2 separate regions of the Homo sapiens genome follow, and region 2 is linked to region 1. The links are chromatin loops, found by intact Hi-C in ENCODE. Cell type or tissue: ascending aorta. All regions are shown on one strand.

What was found. A loop is a pair of places that touch in the nucleus more often than their neighbours do. Peaks named below come from ENCODE experiments on the same cell type or tissue, not always from the same donor. Only the 100,000 strongest peaks of a DNase experiment are listed, where the experiment ranks them.
Region 2: a loop joins it to region 1, with 2.7 times the contacts of the local background. A loop is called at or near these places in 2 of 110 quality-filtered maps.

The regions. Positions count from the first base shown.
Region 1 is chr6:153,127,312-153,135,311 of GRCh38, forward strand. It overlaps RGS17 (regulator of G protein signaling 17), which reads right to left and starts at 3,971. Exons shown (of 5, transcript NM_012419.5): 1 at 3,813-3,971. RefSeq lists a silencer at 3,853-3,902. In ascending aorta, no CTCF peak of the experiment used is centred here; DNase peaks (open chromatin) are centred at 2,863, 3,890 and 4,229; H3K4me3 peaks cover 3,265 bases; H3K27ac peaks cover 1,924 bases.
Region 2 is chr6:153,219,251-153,227,250 of GRCh38, forward strand. No RefSeq gene overlaps it. Among named protein-coding and RNA genes, the nearest start is that of RGS17, 92 kb to the left of the region's middle. In ascending aorta, no CTCF peak of the experiment used is centred here; no DNase peak of the experiment used is centred here; H3K27ac peaks cover 1,614 bases.

The DNA.
Region 1 (8,000 bases):
CTTAAAACAATGGTACGTTTATATAAAGCAAATAAACTTGTGGTAAACCATGCTGTGTTTTCAATAGCAGTTCTTTAGGTATTGAGATAATTATAAGCACTCAGTACATGCCAAGCACTATGTTCAGTACTTTATATACATTGCATTGTATTTATGCTTGCATCCTGCCTTCATCCCTCTTGTATGTCTGAGGAAACTGAGGCTCAGGACAGATTAGTAACTTGCCTACAGCAATAAAGTTTTTAAAGGGAGGAGCCACAATACAAGCTAAAGCCAGCTTGACCCAAAATTCATGCTCTTCACATCCATATCTGCCTATAGGTAATTTTGTATCGTAGGGGATCTAAGATAAGCAAATATAGAGCTTTTATAATTGGGAAACAAATCAGTAATATAAATGTTGTATTAAACACATATATATTCCCAAAACGACAATTCTGAAAATTGCTTCCTCCAAAGATGTAGGACCATAAACACGAGTTTTAGGAGCCCAACTAGTGTACTTGGTAAACAGTGTAAGTGCTGATTTTAAAAATGCAATTCTTACCTTGGAAGACTTTTGCGAGCCATGTCGACCCTGCAAAATTTATTAATTTAGGAAAAATTATTTTACACCTGCCTTTGCCACATACTGTGCCAGGTGCTGGCACAATAGCAGGAATGATCGTCTAAATGAATTTCTTTGGAAGTTAGGAAAGTGTCTTTTTTTCAGAGATAAGTGTGGGTAGGGAGAGAAGGAAGGTGGGAGTATCCATCAATCTCACACTGAAAGTCTTGGCTACCTATTGGCTACCTATAGCAAAGGATTATTTTAAGGTTTTCCATAAAAATATATTTGTCTGAGGACCCTTGACACTCCCTTGGAAATGTCATATAATTTTACGCCTCCACAATGCATTCACACTTACACTCTAACTATACCAATCAGGTGAAATAAAATGCTTTTAACATCACATAGCATTATTCTCAACCTCTGGGTATATAGCGGTCCTTCGATTTGCCCTCTTTGGTAGTGCAGTATTCTCAGTGTTAAGTAAGCAGAGTTGGAGAGTATCAGAAACAGGATTCTCAGCAGAAATGTGGTTGAATGGACTCCCAGCCCTCTTGGCATCGTACCTCATCATCCATGCCTACCTTCCTTTTCCAGGAAAGCCCATGTATTTTAGCAAACGGACTTCTGACACAAAGGCCATTATCTCTACGGCTTTAGATTAAAAGGTAAAATCTTTCTTAGACTTTACTCTGCAAGTCAACCAGAATTTTGATCAATTCAGATTTAAAATTTTCACTTTTACTTGGCTGTTACAGTAAGATCAAACGGGTAAGAATATATATTTCTCCTTTTCTTCAAAGACCGTGGCCCTCGTGGTAGGAAATGTTAAGGAAGGTTTATTATTATTATTATTTATTATTATGCAAAAGTATAAAATGGTCACAGGAATAAGGAACTTAGACCTTAAACATGATGAATTCAAATAAATAAGTACCTCAGAGGAAGAGCCCTACAACCAAAGAGATACCTATTTGAGAAGGAAATGCTGTTTGCCTTAGAATGAACAGGATAGTAAATTAACTCTCCTTGTTAATTCCCTTCCGTGGGGACTAAACGCCAAGGAGTAGTTGCGGAACTATAGCAAAAAGGGTCGAAATCAATCAGCATAACAGACACCTTATGTTATTTGTTCTGTAAATTCGACGGTTTTCTTAATCGTTCAGACTAATTTCAGGAGGAAGGATGAGTGCCCCTGGCTCTGAGATCACGTGTCATTGCCATGGAGATTTATCTTATTTAATAAGTAATACCACTCAATCTTTTTGTAATAACGAACACTTCTTTTCTTGTTACCTCAAACTAAATAAACTACTCTCCTATGGTGGCTCTAAGTGCGGGTTTCAAAAGACTATAAAAACTAGTGAATAAATCCAGTCTCCCATGAGTGTGCTAATTACTGTTTTAGTTCATGTTAACAGAAGAAATGGCTTAACAACAGTAACAACTGGAGGAGGTCAAACTTCTCATTCATTTGTATTAAATCACCCTTCCATTAGATAGGAGTGCTATAATGCATATTTCTTGGATAATACTCTCACTACAGAAGACTTCGGAAACAAGTACAATGTACTTTAAATGTTTCACGGTTTGCAAATTATTTCGTACACGCAGCGTCTGGCAGTTGTGAATCGAGGAGGAAAGCATTATTTTCCACTACACTAATAAAAATCAATTCTCACGTCTTCAATTAAATGATTTTCAGAAGGGTTCATCACCCGGAAAACCAGTATGTATGAACGCCGGAAATGCAGATGGCACCCAGCCTCAGAACTGCTTATTCTAGATGGGAACCAAACTAAGATTTCTCTTTATTATTTGTGAAAGCCATCCCACGCTGGAGAGAATCTCGCCGTAAAACAATTTAAGAAAAGAAAGAAATAACTCTGAAGAGTGTGAAGTTCTCCAGACAAATCTTATAGTGAATCTTTTGAAAGAAGCATTTATGGAAAGGTCAGGGGAGGTCAGGAGAGTTATGCCAGGAGCCAGGGTCAATCGTCCCCGGGCGACAGGGGTTCTCCCACGTGAACCGACGTCCCGGGCTCCGGGCGAGGCGCAGGGCTCAGGGCGCAGGGCGGGTCCCGTACGCAGGGCGGGCGCGCGGGCATCTTTGTGGCCAGGCGACCCCGGCTCGCTCTCCCGGAGCCCAGGGACTCCCGAGGCTGGCGCGGGCTGCCCGCGACAAGGTGCCAGCAGCCTCGGGCTCGCGAGGAGCAGCTCCCACCCGCGGCTTCCGAGTCCAGCTCTGTCCCTCCGCCATCCCCTAGTCCTCCGGCATTTATTCAGGGAGACAGGGAGGCAGAGAGAAGAGGAGAAAGCGGCCGTGTCTGCACCCAGCCTCTGCCGCAGCACTCGATGAGGGACAGCAGGGAGGCTGGCGGGGAGGCAGAGATTAAACTATGATTCCATCGATCACGGAAAGACCACCATCACCTACAGCAAAGGAGGCTCCGATGCGCCCACCCGGGCAGCGACTCGCGGTTGGTGGGCGTTCCTCGTCCTCGCCCCCTCGGTGGCTGTGGAATCCACCCCGCGCCGCACACGCCAGGACTCCCTTTCCTTTGACTAAGGGGAGGGGAAGGAACAAAAGAGACCCCCCACCCCCTATACATACATACACATACACACACACACACACACACACACACCCCTCCGGTATTTTACTGCTGGTCAAAGGATTCATTTTCGCAACCTCTTCTTCGAACACCTTCCCCACCTGAGCAGTGCATTTTCCCAAAGGTAAAGAGAGATAAGGGAGGAAACACAGCACCCAAGGTGATCAGTCGATTGGACACTGTTGATGGCACATTCTCCTCGTTCCCAACCAACCGCACAAAACCCGCAACACCTCGCGTCCCCGCGGGGTCTCCCGCGCCCCTGGCCCGGCCCTCCCGGCCGCCCCCAGCAGGCGCCCCGCTCTCCGCGGGAACTCTGGGACCTGGCCGAGCGTTCCCCGGCGGGCAGGACACTCGCCCGGTTCCCTGCAGCAGCTGAGGGCGGCGAGCGGACCGCGTCCAGGCAGCGACGCGGGATTCAACTTCCCGGACCCGCGGCGCGGCCCCCGCTCCCGCTCAGGGCGCCGCGGCCACAGCTGAGACCCCAGCGCCGCGCAGCCGCCCCCGCCGGGGCATGGGCGGTCGCGCTCTCCGCCCCCTCCTTCCTTCACCTCCCCCCTACCTTGAAAAAAATCCATCCATTGGTGCAAAGCAGACATTTTGATGTCATTTACTTAGCACCGCTTGTTTTGGAGGCAGCGTCTTACCCGGTCGCCTGGAGGTGTGGGCAGCGCGCCGATGGGTCCGGGGGAGCGGGGCTGGGCGGCTCGGTCCTCTAGCGGAGCCGGTTTGCTGCCATCCGCCCAACTTCAGCACCCAGCGGGCGAGGAGAGAGGGAGAGCGGCGAGGATGCAGAGGAGGGGGAGGGGGAGGAGGGAGCGGTGGGCGGGGAGGGAGCGAGAGCCGCTCGGCAGCGCGCATGCGCCTCGCGGGCCGGCGCAGCCCCTCGCCCGGCGCGGCCGGAGGGGCAGCTTCCCAGCCCCTGCGCGCGGCCGCGAGAGTCCCGGCCCCGCCCCCTCCCCGGGCGGCCCCCGGCCCCGCCCGACCTCGCGCGCTCGCCTGGGCGCGGCGCCCACCGTGCGGAGGGGCTCGGCCGGGACTCTCGGCTTCGGTGACGCCCGTCCGGAGCTTCGCGGGAGGCCCGGAGTCCCGAGAGCTTCCCTGGGTGACAGCGGCTCTCCGCCCGGGCCCCTGCAACTCCACTCGCCCGTAGCCCGCGCGCTGCTGTCCTGGGCTGCGCGGGAGCCTTGCACCCAGGAGCCGGCCTGCCAGGCACAGCAGCCTGCCTGCTCCGGGTCCCGGAGGAAGCATTCCCTGCGTGGGGGTTCAAGGAAGTGTGAAGTTAAGCAAGTTTTGCTTCCCGAAGGACTTTATGAAGCGTCCTTTACTTTATTGACTTCCTCGCCCAGAAAGAGGACCTTTTCTCCTAAGAATCAGTGCAGGTGCTCTCTGGCCTAGCCCATGCCAGCTGCCTCAGGCGCCCGGACCACTCGCTGGAGCAGAGTTTTGAGTGAGAAAAGCCGATGACAAGGCAAGAGTGGAGAATTATTAACGGAGGTGCTGATGCTTGGGGCCTAGAGCATCCTTAGGGGACAGCTTGGTAGTTACCAGGTCTGATAATCGTTCTGTGCCCAAGTGGAGCCCAGCTTGGTAGGGAAGGAGCTTGGGATACTTAATGCAACCCGAGCGCTAGATTGCATCTCCAATGATTAGACTAAAGTGTTTGTGCGGAGGAAGTGGAGAAGCAGTGTCTTGCTCTTCAGATACCACATCTGTGGGAAGAGGAGGGAGTTCCTGCAGGAGTGAATGGGCTTTTTTTTCTTACACCTAATTAAAACAGATTACTTGTAAATCTGTGTGAGTTCCCCTTCCTTGTGTGTTCATGTAAGCAAGCGTTGTGTTATTTCAGCCTACTGAACTCTCCTGTGCCTCCATCCTCATAGACTCACGGGTACTTGGGTTAAATATGTCTCAGGGCCTCCTCCAGGGCCTCCCATGGCTTTGAGTACTAGTGCTCTTCAAAGTGTCTTCATTTTTGTTGGATTTCACAGAAGTATTTGTCTTTGTCTTCCAGGCTGCTATAACAAAATACCATAGACTGGATGGCTTATAAACAACAGAAACTGATTTCTTACAGTTCTGGAGACTGGGAAGTCCAAGATCAAGATGTAGGCAGATACCTTATTTGGTGAGGGCCCAATTCCGAGCTCATGAACTGCTGACTCCTTGCTGTGTCTTCACGTGGTGGAAGTGAGCAAGGGAGCTCTCTGGGGTCTCTTTTATAAGGACACTAGTCCCATTCATGAGGGCTCCACCCTCATGACCTAACCACCTTCCAAGGGTTCCACCTCTTTATATCATCATCTTGAGGGTTAGAATGCGAACATACGAATTTTGGAGAGACAAACACGGCTAGTCCACTGCAGTATTGATTCGCGGTGGATAAAGATAAAAGTTCTTCACCAAAAATGATTTGAGCAGCGTTGAATCCTATATAACTTTCAGATTTATGTCTTCAGTCCTGTCCTGGCCTCACACAGAACTCTTATGTCCTTCACTACCTTTACATCTCCACTTGAGGAATAATTGTCGTAGCTGGTATTTATTGAACAATTACTACATGCTAGGTACAGATCTAAATTCTCCTCATATTTCGTATTCGTTGTTCACAACAACCCTACAAGGTAGATACTATTATTATCATGGTTAACAGGCATCTCAGAAGCGGAACTCCGGATATCCACCCCCTCCAAACCTGTTCCTCCTCAAATTGTTCTACTCTGTTGTTCATTCCAAAAATTTAGAAGTCATCCTCGTTTTGTTGCTTTCTTTCATCCCCGCACTCAATTAATTAGTCATGTTTTCTTCACCTCCAAAATATATTTCCAAGGTATCTACTTTGCTCCCTCTCTACTGCCATAACCTTAGTCCAAGCTATTGTCATCTCTCACCTGGGCAACCACAAAAGCCCCTATTCTGTCTGCTCATTTCTATCCTCCACAACCCCGAACAACACCCTCCTAATGAGAGGTGACAGCGTGCCGGCAGTCCTCACAGCCCTCGCTCGCTCTGGGCGCCTCCTCTGCCTGGACTCCCGCTTTGGCGGCACTTGAGGAGCCCTTCAGCCCACCGCTGCACTGTGGGAGCCCCTTTCTGGGCTGGCCAAGGCCAGAGCCGGCTCCCTCAGCTTGCAAGGAGGTGTGGAGGGGGAGGCGCGAGCGGGAACCGGGGCTGCGCGCGGCGCTTGCGGGCCAGCTGGAGTTCCGGGTGGGCGTGGGCTTGGCGGGCCCCGCACTCGGAGCAGCCGGCAGGCCCTGCCGACCCCGGGCAATGAGGGGTTTAGCACCCGGGCCAGCGGCTGCGGAGGGTGTACTGGGTCACCCAGCAGTGCCAGCCCACCGGCGCTGCGCTCGATTTCTCACCGGGCCTTAGCTGCCTTCCCGCGGGGCAGGGCTCGGGATCTGCAGCCTGCCATGCCTGAGCCTCCCACCCCCTCCATGGGCTCCCCTGCGGCCGGAGCCTCCCCGACGAGCGCCACCCCCTGCTCCACGGCACCCAGTCCCATCGACCACCCAGGGGTTGAGGAGTGTAGGCGCAGGGCGCGGGACTGGCAGGCAGCTCCACCTGCAGCCCCAGTACGGGATCCACTGGGTGAAGCCAGCTGGGCTCCTGAGTCTGCTGGGGACGTGGAGAACCTTTATGTCTAGCTCAGGGATTGTAATACACCAATCGGCGCTCTGTATCTAGCTCAAGGTTTGTAAACACACCAATCAGCACCCTGTGTCTAGCTCAGGGTTTGTGAATGCACCAATTGACACTCTGTATCTAGCTACTCTGGTGGGGCCTTGGAGAACCTTTGTGTCTAGCTAAGGGATTGTAAACGCACCAATCAGCGCCCTGTCAAAACAGACCACTCGGCTCTACCAATCAGCAGGATGAGGGTGGGGCCAGATAAGAGGAGAAAAGCAGGCTGCTGGAGCCAGCAGTGGTAATCCACTCCGGTCTGCTTCCACACTGTGGAAGCTTTGTTCTTTTGCTCTTTGCAATAAATCTTGCTACTTGCTCACTCTTTGGGTCCACGCTGATTTTATGAGCTGTAACACTCACCGCGAAGGTCTGCAGCTTCACTCCTGAAACCAGCGAGACCACGAGCCCACCCGGAGGAACGAACAACTCCAGACGCGCTGACTTAAGAGCTGTAACACTCACCGCGAAGGTCTGCAGCTTCACTCCTGAGCCAGCAAGACCACGAACCCCCCAGAAGGAAGAAACTCCGAACACATCCGAACATCAGAAGGAACAAACTCCAGACGCGCTACCTTAAGAGCTGTAACACTCACCGTGAGGGTCCGTGGCTTCATTCTTGAAGTCAGTGAGACCAAGAACCCACCAATTCCGGACACACTAAGAGCTGAAGGATCTTTTAAAAACAATCAGAGGCCGGGCGCGGTGGCTCACGCCTGTAATCCCAGTACTTTGGGAGGCCAAGGCAGGTGGATCACGAGGTCAGGAGATCGAGACCATCCTGGCTAATACAGTGAAACCCTGTCTCTACTCATACAAAAAATTAGGCGGGCATGGTGGCGGGCGCCTATAGTCGCAGCTACTCGGGAGGTTGAGGCAGGAACATGGCGTGAACCCGGGAGGCGGAGTTTGCAGTGAGCCGAGATGGCGCCACGGCACTCCAGCCTGGGCGACTGAGTGAGACTCTGTCTCAAAAAATATAAAAATAAAAAATAAATAAAAACAATCAGGTTGTGTCATACCCTTTCTTAACACGCTCAAATGAGTTTTTTTTTTCATTGCACTTCAAACACAATTTGTAATTCTTAAGACAGCCTGGAAGGTTCTATATAGTATTGTCCCTAACTAGTTATCTTATACCACGCTTCTGT
Region 2 (8,000 bases), 92 kb after region 1:
CATAAGAATGATACAATGGACTTTGGGAACTCAGGAGAAAGAGTGAGATGGGGTGAGGGATAAAAGACTCCACATTGAGTACAGTGTACACTGCTCAGGTGATGGGTACACCAAAATCTCAGCAATCACTACTAAAGAACTTATTTGTGTAATCAAACAATGCCTGTTCCCCAAAAACCTATTGAAATAAAAAAAGAAAACGTGAAAAAAAAGAAAACAAACCACCACGTTTAAAAAAAAATGTAGAAGTGCAAATTGTGTGTCTCTCTTCTCAATGCAGACAATTTATTGAGTATTGGTACCCTTAAATCAGACACGATGGAATAATTATACCACAGAAATAGGCAAATGTTATAAGTCAGGGTTTTGAAGACAATCAGTTAATTATTTACCTGTATGCCATTGGGTGGGGGAACTTACTTTATTTTGGATTATATTCTAATGAATATATGATATTCACACAGAAAAGAACAAGTATATAAATGGAACAGAATATAGGGACCAACAGTAGATATAAATATATGTGAGAAATTAAAATATGACAAGGTTGGTATTGCAATTCAGTTGCAAAAGAATGGCTTATTAAGTATATGATGTTAATGTAACCAGCAATTCTTCAACAAAATCAGAGATACACTCTCAGCTTACATTACACAGAAAATAAGTCCTAGTTAGACTAATCACTGATACAAAATGAAATGATAAAAATTTTAAAAGAAAATTTGTATGGTACTTGTAGGTGATTTGGTTGAAAGAGTAAAGAAATTATGGAAGAAAAATTTTTTCCAATCCCCAATTTTAGAATGTATACGGCGAAAGTCAGCTAAGAAAACTTAAAAAAAGTAGAAAAAGTACTTGTAACAAACATTTATTTTCCCTAGCATAAATTTTTCCTAGAAATTTATAATTAAAAAATAAAGGCCAGGGGCAGTGGTTCACACTTGTAATTCTACCACTTTGGGAGGTTGAGGCAGGAGGATCCCTTGAGTTCAGGAGTTCCGGACCAGCTTGGGCGACATAGCAAGACCCCATCTCTAAAAAGAAAACAGACAAACAAACAAAAAACAATACTAGAGTAAAAAGAAAACATAAATAGGTATGACAAAAGAAAAACTACAAACACCTAGTAAAATTATGAAAATGTACATAATTCAAATGTAGTCCGAGAAATGAAATGAAGGCAACTGTTGAATATTATTTTTACCATTCAACCAAAATTAAAGGAACATGTAAGATCAAGGCTAGTGAAATGTAGGGAAACTAACTTCTGCAAGTATTATAGCATTAAATTTCTCCAGCTTTTTTTTAGAAAGCAATTTGGCAATAGTTACTAAAAGTAAGAAAACACAACAGCACACATGCACATTTTTAGGAGACAATTTTCTATGGGTCTACCATACTTCTGTACTTCTTGAAAACAGAGACACTGATTGCCTTTGTTCCAAACTATATTTTCAAAAATACTTGTATCGTGAAGAACCTTGGAAGACAGAGCTGGTGTCTCCATCTGGAGCAAAAAGCAGGTGCGTTTACTGCTAATTATGAGAGAGATTCACGTTTCTTTTACTTTTCTTTCTTATTTATTTATTTATTTTACTTATTTTTTTGAGACAGAGTCTTGCTGTCACCCAGGATGGAGTGCAATAACCCAATCCCTTCTCACTGCAACCACCGCCACCTGGTTCAAGCAATTCTCCTGCCTCAGCCTCCTGAGTAGCTGGGATTACAGGTGTGCACCACCACACCTGACTAATTTTTGTATTTTTAGTAGAGACGGGGTTTCCTCATGTTGATCAGGCTAGTCTCGAACTTTTGACCTTGTGATCCATCAGCCTTGGCCTCCCAAAGTGCTGGGATTACAGGCATGAGCCACCATGCCTGGTCTCAAGTTTCTTAAGTTTAGTTTCTTCTGTTGTAATCAAACCCACTGTGACTGCCTGGTCCTTTCTATATCACACTACGGGAATTGCAACTTGAGGAACTGGTGGAAATGCTACTGCTATAAGTAATAAACCATTGTTTTTCTCTCACCCTTGGATCGCATGTCATCTGCCAACATTCATGAAATTGTCGCAGGGTACCTTGTTAGCTTGCAGGAAGGAAGAAAATCTGAATTTTCACAGTTCTTTACACTTTTGGCCCAGCAAACATGTTTTTTTTAGAATCTATGCTATGGAAATAAAAATAATAAGACATAAAAATATAATAATAAGAAAACAATGGTCAAATAACTAGAAACAATCTGGATGTGCATCCATATTGAAATGAAACCATTTGTACTCTACTTATCTTATTAAATATTATGAAGCATAACAAATGAAGTTGAATTTATATCTTTTGAAATTTAGCGTAACTATTCACATAAGAAAAACTAATTGTAAAAACAAGCTGGGATCAATGTGTTTGATTCCATTTTTTGTAAATTAAAACAAAATGAAACTGATCTAAGTGTTTGAACATGGAAAGAGGTCTAGAATTTCTCATCCTTGATTACTTGAAGGGAAAGCCCTTTCTAAATTCTACCAATTATTTTCTATGAACGTTTCAATTTTCTGGCTGCAAGTAGCTTGCCTTGGGAGTTCTGACTGGGATTCCCCAAACCAAGACCACGTCCATAAGGCTGTTTGCATTAGGTGGAGCCAGGTGGAAGCTTTGTACCAGCTAAGACAATAGGTCTGGCATCTTTGTAAGAAATTTGGTGTCCACTTAAGAGTCAAATGCCTGGCATTTCCAAGGAAGCTTAAAACATTTTCTCAATTGAGTTAACTGGGATAACATTGCACAAATTTGGTTTTCTGCCTGGAACATCCAGGACCAAACCATGCATTCCCCTAAACTGAAATTCCAACTTTAATGTGGTCTCCACACACGCCCTTTTATTGTCTGGTGGTGGCCCAAAACCATCCCTGCTCATGCGGGGCCCAGATTTTCCCTTTCTTCCTTTCTTCAGAATTTAGGAAGACTTGGTGCAAATACATAAGCAGCTCAGATTGAGGCTGGTAATTTAAATCTGAAATCCAGCTGGGTATGACACCTTGGCTTTAAATCTTGGCTTCAAACCTTGGCTTTAACTCCCATTACCACCATCAAATATAACACTTGGAAATGCTGACCTGGGTGACTCAACCCCACTGTTGAAAGGGAAACGTCCTGGAAAGCAAGAGTAATTTCAAAATCATACAATAATGGGAACACTTGGTCCTCAACAGGCCTTAAAACCTCCCTGAATTTCCTTTTCCGTCCACCTGACTCACCCCAAAGCTGCTCCCATGCCCATCATTCTCCAGGCCACAATTTTTCTGTAACCTTTGTGAATCTCACATTTTCCTCATACCCTCTTGCCTTCCTCCAATTCTTTCTCACAAAAGCCAAAACACCAGGTCTAATAAGAAAGGTCCTCCATAAAGCAGAGTGGGTAGAAAAGAGAACCAAATGGGACAACTTAGAAGATCCTGTATGAGGGTAGGGCAAAGGAAGGCTGGGAGCGCTTGTAAGTTAATGATTTTTATACTGACATAGGGACAATTTAATATTCATCTTTTTAATATTAAACAGAGAGTATAATTATATGATCAATCTTAAAGTCTGTGGATCTGAAGCCACTGGCAAGTTCCTAGGTCATCCAAACATCTGTATCTATTGCTCAGGTAGACTACAGACAAAGCTTTTATATTCCTGAACAAGAGAAACTGTTTCTCTTAAGCAGCGAGCCATAGGTATTCATTACCCTTATTCCTCCATTAATACTTGTGTGATGAACAGATTCTGGAACTTCAGTTTCCATTGACACAAGGTAGCTATTGACAGAAGTGCTTAGAATAAATTACTTTACATTCAATATAAAATCAATAGATATAATGGGATAGCCTTAGAAAACTCACAAAAGTGGTGCATTCTGGGTTTTTTTTCTTCCATATATACTTTTTTGGGAAGAAAGATAAGTGGACTATTTTTAACTTCAGAAATAAACTCCAATTATCATAATCAGATGACCAAGTAATGGAAACTGCTAAGTCCCTTCTCAGTCTTGCAGTTCGACACTCAATAAGAGATTGCAAAGTGCTGAAAGTTTCATTAGAGTCAGTCAATGCACATCAATGAGGCTTCCACCCAAAGAAAGAGGACTCTGAAAGCAACCAGCTATACAGTGAAGGCAGCCATGGATAATTCACAGAACTTTGATGTTGTTTATAAACAAAAACTAGAAACGGTGTCACAGTAGTTTTCTACTTACAGAAAGATAAATCAACAGATGAGAGCAGCAGGAAAACCAACAGAGTGGGTCAGATGGAGACATCCTGTAACGTAAAAGATAAAGATTATAGCAGAGAAGGGATATCCTGTAGAAAACATTTAGAAGATGGCCTTTTTTCTATCAACTAAATTCAGAAAAATATAAACTATGTGGCATGAGAAACAAAAGACAAGATAAAACAAAAAGATGAAAGAGGAGCTAAGAGGCATATACAAAATTAACAGAAAAGTGAGTGAAGTGAAAAAGATGTGTTTAAATTAATACACTTACAGAGTTTCCATATACACCTTGTCATGCACGGAATTGTGTGACCCCAAAGTTCATATGTTGAGGCTCTAACCTCAGATATGACTGTATTTAGGGATAGTGTCTTGAAGGAGGTAATAAAGGCCCCCTTGAATGAGGTCATAGGGTGGATCCTAATCCAAAAGACTGGTGTCCTTGTAAGAATAGGAAGAGATACCAGGAGTGAGCACACACAGAAGAGAGGCCATGGGAGGACACAGAGAGAAGGTGGTGTCTACAAGCCGAGGAGAGAGGCTGCACCAGAAACCAACCCTGCCAGCAGTTTGATCTTGGACTTCAGCCTCCAGAACTGTGAGAAAATAAACTTCTGTTGTTTAGGTCCCCCCAGCATTTTAATACGATACAGCCCTAGTAGACCAATACACACCTCAAGCAGTGACAGGCAGAACTGAAACTGGAGAAAGTTAAAAGACTAATATGGAGTCTGGGTGTGGTGGCTCATGCCTGTAATCCCAGCACTTTGGGAGGCCGAGGTGGGCGGATCACCTGAGGTCAGGAGTTCAAGATCAGCCTGGCCAACACGGTGAAACCCCGTCTCTACTAAAAATACAAAAATTAGCTGAGCGTTGTGGCACATGCCTGTAGTCCCAGCTACTTGGGAGGCTGAGGCAGAAGAATTGCTTGAATCCAGGAGGTGGAGGTTGCAGTGAGCAGAGATTGCACCACTGTACTCCAGCCTAGGCAACAGAGCAGGATTCTGCCTGGAAAAAAAAAAAAATAGACTATACTGAAGAATCATAACTTCAGAATCTTTTTCAGAATGTGGAGAAAAATAAAAACCAATTGACAGAAGGGAGCAGGGAGATGTAAGACTTGGGAGACAGAGAATAGGGATTCAACTTATAGGTATTGGGTATATTTTTTATAGGAAAAATATAACAAAAAAATTTTAAAGGACTTAAAGGATTCGTTTAAACCACAAATATTACAAATAAAAATGGATCCTTATAAGCAAACATATTTAATTATAAGAGACCAATACTTTCATGTAGCCTGATAGTATTATACAATTTCAAGATTAAGAAAAGAATCTTGTGGTTCCCAAACTGTGTGCCAAGATGTCTGGGGGTATTACCATAAACTGACACAATGGGATATTTTCAGTTTTTGAGAGAAACAGAGGAATACAGGACATCTTTTGTATATGTGTAAATTAGCTTAAGGTAGTTCATAAATTTGATTGTACTTCATTTCTTTCTATGATGTCACGTTTTTGCGAAACTGGATTTTTGATGGGTGTTTTGATAAAAAAGCACATCCTATATGAAAATCGATGTGTAACAAGAAATGAGGCTGGAGGTGTTCAATCTGATTTCAAGATTTGAGAAGTTATGGCTGTGATCAGTAGGCACATATGCTTTCATTAATGTGTAATTGTGGTTATTGAATAGTTTAAGCGTGGTTATTAAGTAATATTAAATTATTTAAGGGTGCCACGAACCGAGGAAGTTTGGGAACCTCCAATTAAGCAGAAGGGCATTTGAGCAGGAAAAAAAAGAGAATACAAAATATTTCTTATAAAAATAATAAAACTTAGCTTGTCTTAGTCTTATCCCACAAAAGTAAACCCCAGATGGCTAAAGAAGTTTCTATTAATATATAGGCAAATTAATCTCATTTTTTTTCAGTTTTTTTTTTGGTGAGAGCATGTTCATGGTATACATTTTCTTAGTTCTGAATGTCTGCTATTACCTTTTCGATAAAAAGAATTACTGAAAGATATTAAAAGAAGAGGTGTTTAAACTAAACAAGAAATACATCAAAATTACTAAGCTGTAGGTGAGATTATAATATAAATTTATCTAAGGCATTTATATATATATATATATATATATATATATATATATATATATATATGGTTTCAAATCCATTTAAAGGACAAATAAGCTATTTAAAAAGAAGACAAAACGTTTAAAATACCTTTTTCTTTTGAGACAGGGCGGAGTGCAGTTTTATGATTTCACCTCACTGCAACCTCCGCTTCTGCCTCCCGGGCTCAAGCAATGGTCCTTCCACCTCAGCCTTCTGTGTAGCTGGGACTACAGGCATGTGCCATACACCACCATCCTGGGATAAATTTTGTCTTTTTTGTAGAGACGGAGTTTTGATATGTTGCCCAGGCTGGTCTCGTACTCCTGAGATCAAGGGAATCGCTCACCTTGGCCTCTCAAAGTGCTGGGATTACAGGTGTGAGGCACCGTGCCTAGACTTAAAATACATTTTAATAATAAAAATGTATGTCTACAACACTACTTTTTCAGATGATGTATGCTAATATGATCAACACAAATATTTTATCTGTTAAATTTCAATTAAAATCTCTTTTTTCATGCTTTCTTGAGAGAATACCATGTGCCAAGTAAGTACTTATGAGGTGTTGGACCAATTTCCTAATGTGTAAAGATTTCTTATGACATTTTATTTACTCTCTAGGTTATTTAGAGAATAAATGTTTAGAAGTTATAAAAGAGTAATTTTTAATCCTGTTTATATATGATGATAAATTGAAAGGAAAAGAACCCAAGAGAATGTGATTTTATTTGATTTTTGAGATTTCAAAACATAATATGTAGGAAAATATGTAGTAAAACATCTGACTTTCATACTTTTTATGTTGAGTTTAGTAATAGAAATTTATGAAATAAAAATATTAAGAAAAGTACAAGCAAAAATTAATATTCTTCCTAGCTAATTTAAAATGCTGGACATTTTTATAATATGCATTTTAATGATTTCATAAATAGCAAATTGTAACAAGTTAGGCATATGCACTTGGCTTTTATTTATATATTACTCACTTATCAAACTATTTTTTTAGATTTCTAGGATGTTATTGAGGTAGGAGAATGGGGTCTGGAGACAGGGAGCCTAAGGCAAACCTGCAGCTGACTTCTTGGAATTGGACTGAGAGGAAAACCCTACCTCTCGATGCCCAAGTGACAAGAGGTCAGAGGCCCTTCCCTCTACAAAACCCCTTCCCCCCATGTCAGAAACAGGAAATGCCTCTGATTGGTCTGGGCCAAGCCTTCACTTCAGCCTCTGATCGGTCATGGACCAAGCCTTTATTTGCATAGGGTGTAACCAATTGGAGGCCTCTAAAAGGTACCTAAGGGTGTTACCAAATTATTTTAGTCTAATAAAAACCCCAAAGAACAGTGCAATCAGGGCCCTTGAACTGCTTGCTGTAGCCCATTCCCACTCTGTAGAGTGTACTTTTGCTTCAATAAATCTGTGCTTTCCTTGCTTCGCTCTTTGTTGCTTTGTTTGTGCATTTTGTTTAATTTTTCGTTCAACAAGCCAAGAACCTGAACAACTCGCAGCCAGGACTTTCCATCTATCTTTCAACCAACGTTATCTATCTTTCAACCAAAAAAGTACCATGAGCTAAAATAAATTAGTCCTAAATACACAGATTTGTTTTAAATTCAACAACATAAAT